3 separate regions of the Homo sapiens genome follow, and all the other regions are linked to region 2. The links are chromatin contacts, found by Hi-C or POLR2A ChIA-PET in ENCODE. All regions are on one chromosome and are shown on one strand. Each heading gives the region's core, a stretch centred on a gene start or an enhancer-like site at or near the end of the contact. The rest is flanking DNA. Distances are from core to core; before and after follow the strand shown. Region 1 overlaps LOC124904475 (a long non-coding RNA gene). Region 2 overlaps LOC105371664 (a long non-coding RNA gene). Region 3 holds the start of GLRX2 (glutaredoxin 2).

Region 1 (3,083 bases), core at 185-2,684, 960 kb after region 2:
CACATGGTCTATGTAGTAACTACTTGTGTAAAATGAATATTAGTACACATATGCCTTGGGATGCAGGAAATTTCAGATGATATCGTTAGCATTTTGGTGGGAGCAAATAAAGGTAAAGGCAAAGTGCTTGGTTTACAAACTTGAAAAGCTTCCTTAGGGTATTCCTTTATACAACTTAAATGTGTTGGAAACCATGTAAATGAACAGGATGCTCTCTTCAAATTTAGGACTTCCTTGGAAAAGCCATATGGAATAGTGTGTTTCAAAAAACTGACTTGTTTTTTTTCTCTTGCCCATTAGAATATCCCACTGTAATATGCTGCATTACTTTAATAAGGGTCAAATCAGAAGTCGATTGTATTCTTGTTTCATTTTTGCACAGAACAATTTTGGATAGTAGGATTAATTCTGGTTTTCTGTGGTGTTTGGCTGTTTACTGGGGGAATTTGTTGATAATGTTTTAAAAGTATACGTTAGTGTTTAACTCTCATTCATACCAGTGATGTGTTTGGAAATAATAATGTGATTCACTTACTGTTACCCTTAGAATTCTAATCAAACTTATTTTAATACCATATGGAGAGTCATGGGTTGCAGATTGTAATATAATCAAGGGAAAACAAGATTTTTAATAATCCAATTGCATTTGTCAACGGCTCAACTTATTGGTGCAGAACAGTGCACAGGACTGTAATAAGTGGTACTATTTGGTAAGGGGAAGAAGAAGCTAAAAGCAATGTTTCCTATGACATATCAAAAGGTATTTTTAAACATTATATCTATGACTACTTATCTATATAAATTCTTACTCTATGTAATATTTTACTGGAAAGAAAGTTAATGTGGTATAATAAAGTTTAGTATTTAATAAAGTAATGTAATTAAAGTAATATAATAAAATTTAGTATTTGTTAAAGTAGTTATCTTAATGGAAACCACTTATAGAAAATAACTATAGTAGGCATTTTGATCCCAATGTTATAAAGTGACTTATCCAAAATATGTAAGATTGCATTAAACTTTTGTAAGTGGTCCCCAAAATTTCAAGAAACAAATGTGTGAATTGAAGAGAAGTCACTGTATTTTTCTGGGGAAAACTTATATAATTCTTAGAAATGTCAATTTGACTGTATTGACAAAGCTTGCTTCTTTCCTCACATAGTTTATCTTATTGTGGAGCCTGTCAACTAGGAAGAGGTGAAGACTAGACTGCAATGCAGTAAGATAAGGCATTTCTTGGGGTCTTAGGAATTGCAATTTGAGGGACAGACTGAGCTAGAAACTAAACTGTGTTCTGAAGAGAGGTAGGATGGTACAGATTTGTAAAAGGATGCTGAAGGTAATCACAAGTTGTTTTGAAAGATATCACTGGTGACAGTGGTTGGTTTAGTACATGAGTCCACAGTTCATTGGTTGTCACTGTTTAGGAGTTGCAGCATTGGTGAAATTCGGCTGTTTTCCAGGATGTTGTGGTCATGGCGGTGTGACCCAGTTCAAATGTTAAAGACAAGTTCCTGTTTTGCAAGGTTTCAGGTCACGCAGGTAGTTCTTAGAATGGCTTCCTGACTGCATTTCAAGGCTCTAAACCACTTTGTATATCACATTTCACAAGCCTAATGATAACCTGAAAAAGAGAACCAGGTCTCTTTTTCTTAGCATAATAAAGACCAAGGGAGATCAATATTTATTAAATCATAAGCTCCAAGATATTATACTACACAGCACTACATAAGGGAAAAATGATGAATCAAGCATAATGGTTGTCGTAAAATAGGTACAAAAGGAAATAACAATATATGTTAAATAATGTAATTTACAGCTAAAGGCACAAGAGAAGAAATGTCTTTGGGCAATTGTAAATTATAATTAATAGTCAATTAAATTCTTCAGATAATTTCCTATTTAATTCTTGTGGATGGGCCACTCAGATTTGCAGCCCTAGTTGTGAGAACCTTCCTAAATCTTTGCCCCATTTGAGGTATGAGAAGGTAAGATTAGTATTTTCCCATTTATGGAGTTAACTAAATAATCACATAGAAACAGAATAGAATGGTGTTTAGCAATGGCTGGGGAAAGGAGGAAATCGGGAGTTGTTCAATAGATATAAATTTTTAGTTATACCAGATGAATAAGTTCTAGAGATGTGCTGTATATCACAGTGCCTATAGTTAACAATATTGTTCACTTAAAATTTTTAAGAGGGTTGATCTCATGTTATTTTTAGCACAAAAACCCTCCAAACAAAAACAACAAAAAACAAGGGCATTTAGAAATGTTTGGAAGTGATGAATGTTTATTATCTTGATTGTGGTGATGGTTTCATGGGTGGGTACATATGTGAAGTTGTATCAAGTTGTATACATTAAGCAGGTGCAATATTTTGTACATCAACGACAAAATATATTCATTCTTGCCATAGGCTGCAAGGAGTGGGGGAGATAGGAGATGGAAGAGATTGCTAATGGGTACAGGGTTTCTTTTTTGCATGATGAAAATGGTCTAAAATTGATTGTGGTGATGGTTGTCCAACTCTGTAAATATACTAAAAACCATTTAACTGTATACCTTAAATGAGTGAATTTTATGGGATGTAAATTGTTAATAAAGCCATTTAAAAAAGTAGATTTCTGTGTATTCTGCTGTGTGGCTGAATGAAGCTTCTGTTCTTTGTGATAGATGACAAAAGCCAGCCATAAAGACTGGTTTCAATCATTTAGAATTTTCATGTTATTGTTTTGATATCTAGGAATTGTGGGGGAAATCTGCTATCTTTGCCTGTTTGGTAGCAGGACCTGATTTCTCTCTGGAAGATTATAACCTTGCTGGGTCTTGGTCCATGTGGTTTGGATAGCACAGGGCCACCTCCAACTCCTGGCCTGGCTAAATCAGAGTCCTCCGTGGATATTTACTGAATGTGTCAGGAAAAGGTGTCCTCCCTCTACTGAGGCTGCTGAACTGGTAATCTGTGGAGCTTGAAGTTGTCATTAACATCTTTCTCACCTTGTTGGGAAAGCCCAGTTGAAGTATAATAAGCACATAGAAGAGGGGAGAGATAAGCTGTCTCTGTGGCATATGGAGCCCCT
Region 2 (3,200 bases), core at 155-2,654:
AAAGAAGCCAGGACACACATTCTGCCTCTACAGTGTGTTCTGAAACTCCAAATCCTTGTTTTTCATTTATAAACCAGGGATAATAACTATCTCATGATGGGTTGGTGATGGTTACAAGAGACAATGTAAAAGAGTAGCTATGAAGTAGGGACTAAATTAACATCAGTTTACTTCTTCTACGTGCTCCTTCTTCTTCTCCTTCCTTTTTCCCTATAGGTTTCTCTCCTGTCTTATAATCCACTTATGTTGGATAGGTAACTAAAAAATAAAATCGAAAATGGTAAAGCTGAAAGCGGCTGTAGTGGCCTTTTTTAAAAAATGAAGAGAATAAGGTCCAAGTGTTTAAAGATATAAACACAGCTAAGCAGTGGCAAATATACTAAAAAATGATCCCAAGTTCAATGTATTTTTCACTCTATCTAGATAATGTGTATAGCTAAATTAAGTTAGTTCATGTTTCACCCACCCTCCAGAATCCCTTCCATTCTAAACTCAATCAAGAATTTTTCAGCACCCAGGTTTTTACTACAGATAGCGCTTGTAAAGTTCCATGTGCCTCAAAAATGGACACAATGGCAACCTGGAGATACTACCCATGTACCCTGTTTAAAGGTTGCAGCCACTGTTTAGTTTCAAAAAATTATTGCTATGCAGAAATTTTGACCTACGGTTGCTAGATATTTTTCAAGAACAGAGTATCAGTGTAAATCTGAGTATCAGTGTAAAATTTTCTATTTTTTTTAACATTAAGAAGGCAAAATAAACCACCAGTTCGTGCCTTTCATGATAATGTCTAGAATGGAGGAAACAAGCTTTGGATAATCCAAGAACATCCATGCAAGTTCTCCTCTCAATAAAGGAATTAGGGGAGAATAGAGGAGAACTCTTTTTCCTCCCAGTTTCTGTTTTCACTTGCCTGCATTTTAAATTGAGTAAAAAGTGATCCTGAATGAGTCTGTTCTATCATATTTCCCTTCACTCTCTTTGAAGTTCAGGGCTCAAAAGTAGGAGATTAGTAAACATTTATCAATTAATTCATTGGTTGTGGGACTACTATTAATTTCTCCACCTCTCAGATTTCTTTATTTCTCCATCTCTTGATTTATTTTTTCTGCAAACACTCATTCAATAAACAGTCACTAAGCACCTGTCAGGCCCTGTGCTGGAGATGATGAAGAAATAAATAACAAATAGTCCCTGCCTTCGAAGAACTCCTAGTGTAGAGCAAGAGCTGAATATGTAAGCAAATAACTCTTTATGATGGTATGTAAAAGTTATACCGAGCATGATTAGCTTTAAAGTGGCATTTGCTTTACTTACAACCCGCCACATTGCCACAAAAGAGCTCAGAAGCTTAAAAAAAAAAAAGTGCAGCTGTCAGTAGTGATTAACACAACGGCTAGACACTGTGTATGAGAACGGATATAGGTGGTTTTATAAGGATCATGTGGTTAAGTGGGACACGCATGTTGAACAGAGTCTGCAGACATTTTGCCCAAAACTTCCTTTTGCAGTGTGCACATGTAAATGAGCCTTGCGTGGAAGTTTTTGCTTCCGGAATAAGATTGACTAGCCAGTGAAGCTCCTTATTACTCATTTCAGCAATCATTTGCTTTTCTTGATGCAATATATAAAACGTGTACAAAATACAGCAAAGGAACTTAGGTCACCCACGTTAACTTAGGACGTTTCTGTTGACTAACTTTGGGCGTTCTATTTATTAAAATTTGAAAGTCATAAATGCTGGGCTTAAAAGAAAAGAATCTCTCAGAACCTGAAATGAAAATTTAGCATTATATGACAGTTTTGAGAAAAATGATTCAGAGTTCTTTAAAAATTAAACTTCCCAAATGATTCTAGATTGAATTATATTCTGAATACCTAATATCTGCAGATTACTGTTTTAGATGCTATAGAGACAAAAAGTAGGTATATTAGCCTTCTAATCCTTAAAGAATCTGTAGTCCAATTGGGGAAGTAAGCACAAGGCAGGTGAAAAAGAGAAATAATAAAACAAAGCAGCATACAATAAATTTCCAAATGACTAATGCCAATAATCAGAGATATGTGTGCAATTAGATAACAATAACTGAGTTAGAGCCATCTAGAAAGAAATCGTACTTGATGTGAGTCTTGCAGAAGGGAATAATTTGGATAAAACAGGAGAATAATTGGTGTATAAAGGAGAAAGAAGAGTGGAGCAAAAACATAGGTGTAGATAAGCTTCAGAGAAATTTAGGAAGCAGGGATCAGACTCCCCCGGCTGTAGCAGAGGAACCCTGGGAGGACAACGAGGACTTGGAGGGAATGAAGGTTGAAGTGAGACAAACAAGAACATGAATGCAAAGCCATGGAGTTCAGACCTCCTCCCACAGGTAACGATGAGCCACTGGATATTTTCTCTTAGCTGAGTCATGTGATGAACCTGGAGGCTGCATGAAGGAAAAAGGCAAGGAGTCATAGTTAGAACTAGGTATGTTGAGAGAGATGTAAGAACTTCATCAGGCTAACAACTTGACATTTCTTCAAATATATATATTCTTTAAATAGAATGTTCAATATTTCTTTAGAAGGATTAGAAGAAACTAGCTTTATTTTATTTTATTTTATTTTATTTTATTTTATTTTATTTTATTTTATTTTATTTTTGGAGACAGAGTGTCGCTCTGTCACCCAGGCTGGAGTGCAGTGGAGCAATCTCAGCTCACTGCAACCTCTGCCTCCCAGGTTCAAGTGATTCTTCTGCCTCAGCCTCCCTAGTAGCTGGGACTACAGGTGCGTGCCACCACGCCCAGCTAATTTTTGTATTTTTAGTAGAGACAGAGTTTCACCATATTGGCCAGGCTGGTCTTGAACTCTTGACCTTGTGATCTGCCTGCCTCGGCCCCCCAAAGTTCTGAGATTACAGGCGTGAGCCACCACGTCCAGCCTGGGAGAAACTAACTTTCTATTAGTGTAGATTATATTCCACTTTATATTAAAAACAGATTTATTGTGTTGACTTAGCCTTGCGTAGAAGTTTTTGCTTGAATTTTCAAAGGCTTTGTCGTTTTTTCAGAATCAATTATAAAATTCTATCAATATGAATATATGAACATATGGATTTCCAAGTGTACGATCCCTAGCATGAATAGTATATAGCATTTTCACTCTTTTGGAATTTTCTGGTTTTCAGGTTGTTTCCTACTTTTCAAAATTCA
Region 3 (3,133 bases), core at 296-2,795, 590 kb after region 2:
GGAGACTGCAGCCAACCTGAGAGGAGGGTGAAGCTTTAAGATAAAAGAAAGTTGAGTTCCTGAAGCCTAAACCAGAAAAGGTTAGGCAGCACTGGCCTAGCCCTAAGGAAGAGCATTGGTGGAATAAATCAGCAAGCTGTATTTGGTTTATCAACTAAGAAAGCAAGTCCTTTCATCTCAGGTCCAGCACTTAAACTGTCATACCCAAACCATCTACTACAGCATTTACTACTGAAGGAGCTCCAATAGAACACAAGAGAATGTTTTCTTGGGTAGTGAGAGGAGGTAGGAGGTGCATTCTGAAATATTACCCAAATAAAAGTTTCTGGAAGACACCCTTTCCCTTCAATTTCTAGTTGACCTTGGTAAAAACTGTCGCGAACTATGAATAGAAACATGCACGGAGGAAGTAAGTGCACAATAAACATTTCATTTCAACACAGATGAAGCACCTAGTCATGCCACATTTATGGAGCGCCTACTGTGTGCTAAGTAGGCAAAGTGCTATATTGACCCCAGGGATACGCAGAAAAAAACACGGCGGGGCCTCAAAGAGCTGTCAAACACTTAACAGCCTGTGATTAGCCCTTCAGGAGGGGTCTCTAGCTTGGTCTGGAAAGTTAAACTTGAGATTCCTAGAATCTTGCAAAACTGATAGAAGCTCCCAGATCAAGTAGATAGCGAGACAGACTCTCCGGCCAAGTGCGCAGTGGCAGGCGCGGAAGTGCGAGCCGGCAGGACCGCCAGGCACCAGCCGCGCGGGCGTGGGCAGCACAGCCGCAGTTCCCTTCCACTGCAGGTCCCGAAGCCGCTGATATTCCAAACGAGGAAGTGTAAGGAAAGCACTATCCTCGGTCTAGCCGCAGGCGGCATCACCATCAGTCAGCCTCTATCCTAAAAGCTCTGGCCATTCAGCGGGAATCATCGCCTTCACTTCCTGCAGTAGGGTGGCTAAGTTTAGCAAACAAGAATGCAGGACGCCCGGTCAAATTAGAATTGTAACCAAACACCAGAAAACTGTTCCGTTTTTCCTATGTCCACTGCAGTATTTGGGACACACTTGGACTAAGAATCATTCGCTCTTTCAGAGAAATTCCAATTGATTGCGGCGTCTTGTATTTTATGTAGCAATTCACAGAGGGATGGCCTAAGTGAACATGAGTGAAGTATTTTCAACGCGAGAGTCACAGGCTCCTGAAGTCAGCACAGCCGCGGAGGGCACCCTTCCCTGCCCATCCCTCGAGCGCCTCTGCGTGTTATGACTCAGAGCCCACGCGCTAGTACGCCTCGCCCACCCGGCGCCGGGGCAAAGGGGCACCTCCGCCCACCGCTTTCTCCAGACCCCCGCAAGGCCTGCGCACCACGCCGCGGCACTCCTGCCCGCTGACCCCGTACCCAGAGGCCGCAGCTGCCGCAGCTCCCGCAGCTCCCGCCGCCCTGTCAAGCCAGCCTGCCGAGCCGCTCCTGCTCCAAACCAGCCGCGTCCCCGCCAGCGCCGCGCGGCGCCAAATCATGGTCAGAGCCCGGATCTGCAGCGAGCTCTACTGCCGGACACCGCGGATCCCGGGAGCCCGCCTCCTCCGGCCCGGCCCCCGCCTTGCCCCGCCCCGTCCCGCCCCTCCGGACTGCCCGCGCCGCCGCCGGTCACCTCCTCGCAGCTGAGCGCGTCCTCCCAGGGCTGCCCGAGCGCTGGATTCCAGCGAGTGCCACCCACGTGTAAACATCCTTTAGAGGGGAGAAGCGGCTCACTTGCTTATCTCGAGGGTTCATCCGAGCCCCGCCTCTGGATTCTTTTAGGTTTAGGGACGCTCATAAAGGCTCCCAGGCACTTGGAAGCAGTGCATGAGGATGGTGGCAGACATGCTGGGGAAACGGAGGAGAAAAAACATGACCATCCAAAACAGAATCAAAGTGGTGCCTCAGATGTTTCCAACTACCTGTTACACAAGTTTTTGTGTGGATGAAATAAGAGCCTAAATATATCCTCTTATAATTAGGCAATTGGTCGAGACCCAATGTAAATTATGGGGATATTGGGGTTTACATCCATAATTAAAAGAAAAAATCCGGTGTTGAAGGTTTACTCCAAAGAAGACAAAGATTATTTCCCACCACCTGCCAAAAAAAAAAAATTAGGAAACAAAACAAAAGAAATTAGCACAGAGATGTTTCACCATGGCTTTGGAAATGGGCGATTGCTGTTGACAGGATTATTTAAGCCACTCAGTGGTGGTAATAATAGCCTTTGTGCGTCACTATTTAAGGTTGGGGGTAAGCCTTTATTTACTGAGGACACTGAAATTCATCTTAAAGTCAAAGGTCAAATGGTACATCTAAAATTCTAAACAATTATTACAACAATCCAGAGCTTTTTTGATTCTTCATGTTCAACTAAGTGTAAAATTCATGTTACCAAAGTACAAAATAAGAACTTGTATTTCTGACAGTTCTTTTCCAACATTCAAATGGGCTATGTTTGATTACTTAATAAAAGGATGGAAGTTAGTTGCAAAAATAAATACCCCCAAAGGGTAGGAATTCATTCTTTTTAAAGACAAATTTGACTTTGAAAATTAAGGCATGTGGCCAGGCGCGATGGCCTGTCCTGTAATGTGGCCATTACAGGACTGCCCGCTGACCCCGTACCCAGAGGCCGCAGCTGCCGCAGCTCCCGCAGTGGCCAGTCCTGTAATCCCAGCACTTTAGGAAGCCGAGGCGGGCGGGTCACCTGAGGTTGGGGGTTCAAGACCAGCCCCTCCAATATTGGTGAAACGCCGTCTCTACTAAAAATACAAAATTAGCCGGGCGTGGTGGCGCATGCCCGTAATCCCAGCTACTCGGGAGGCTGAGGCAGGAGAATCGCTTGAATCCATGAGGCAGAGTTTGCAGTGAGCCAAGATCACACGATTGCACTCCAGCCTGGGCAACAAGAGCAAAACTCCGTCTCATAAAAAAATAAATAAATAAAATAAAATAAAAATTAAGGTATGTTATCTATCTATAGTGTTGTGGGCTTTTTAATTTTTTTATAAAACTATTTTGGAAATTTATGGTGTTATGTTAGTTTTGAAGTCAAATTTTACCTCATCTCAAATTGTTTTATGAAATAAAGATCATTATGAGGTGAACCGAT

The links. A loop is a pair of places that touch in the nucleus more often than their neighbours do. ChIA-PET counts read pairs that join two places held with the same protein, here RNA polymerase II (POLR2A). Pooled maps may share reads with other maps.
Region 1: a loop to region 2 is called in a pooled map, with 5 times the contacts of the local background. The contact joins two enhancer-like sites. A Hi-C loop is called at or near these places in 4 of 50 pooled maps. POLR2A ChIA-PET finds 5 or more read pairs at or near these places in 2 of 52 experiments (CD4-positive, alpha-beta T cell and activated B cell).
Region 3: a pooled map shows a loop between it and region 2 (5-fold over the local background). The contact joins the promoter of GLRX2 here to the enhancer-like site in region 2. A Hi-C loop is called at or near these places in 5 of 50 pooled maps.

Annotation. Positions count from the first base shown.
Region 1 is chr1:193,477,982-193,481,064 of GRCh38, forward strand. All of the region lies in intron 3 of LOC124904475 (a long non-coding RNA gene), which reads left to right. Among named protein-coding and RNA genes, the nearest start is that of LINC01031, 170 kb to the left of the region's middle. Within about 2 kb of position 1,435, at least 5 of the 41 ENCODE cell types and tissues checked have a DNase peak (open chromatin) inside an H3K27ac peak, as active enhancers do.
Region 2 is chr1:192,515,532-192,518,731 of GRCh38, forward strand. It overlaps LOC105371664 (a long non-coding RNA gene), which reads right to left. Exons shown (of 5, transcript XR_002958418.2): 5 at 1-2,432. Among named protein-coding and RNA genes, the nearest start is that of RGS1, 59 kb to the right of the region's middle. RefSeq lists enhancers at 1,107-1,226, 1,287-1,406. Within about 2 kb of position 1,405, at least 7 of the 41 ENCODE cell types and tissues checked have a DNase peak (open chromatin) inside an H3K27ac peak, as active enhancers do.
Region 3 is chr1:193,103,869-193,107,001 of GRCh38, forward strand. GLRX2 (glutaredoxin 2) reads right to left here and starts at 1,546. Exons shown (of 4, transcript NM_197962.3): 1 at 1,396-1,546. The coding sequence starts at 1,514. RefSeq lists silencers at 1,335-1,434, 1,411-1,705, 1,485-1,724.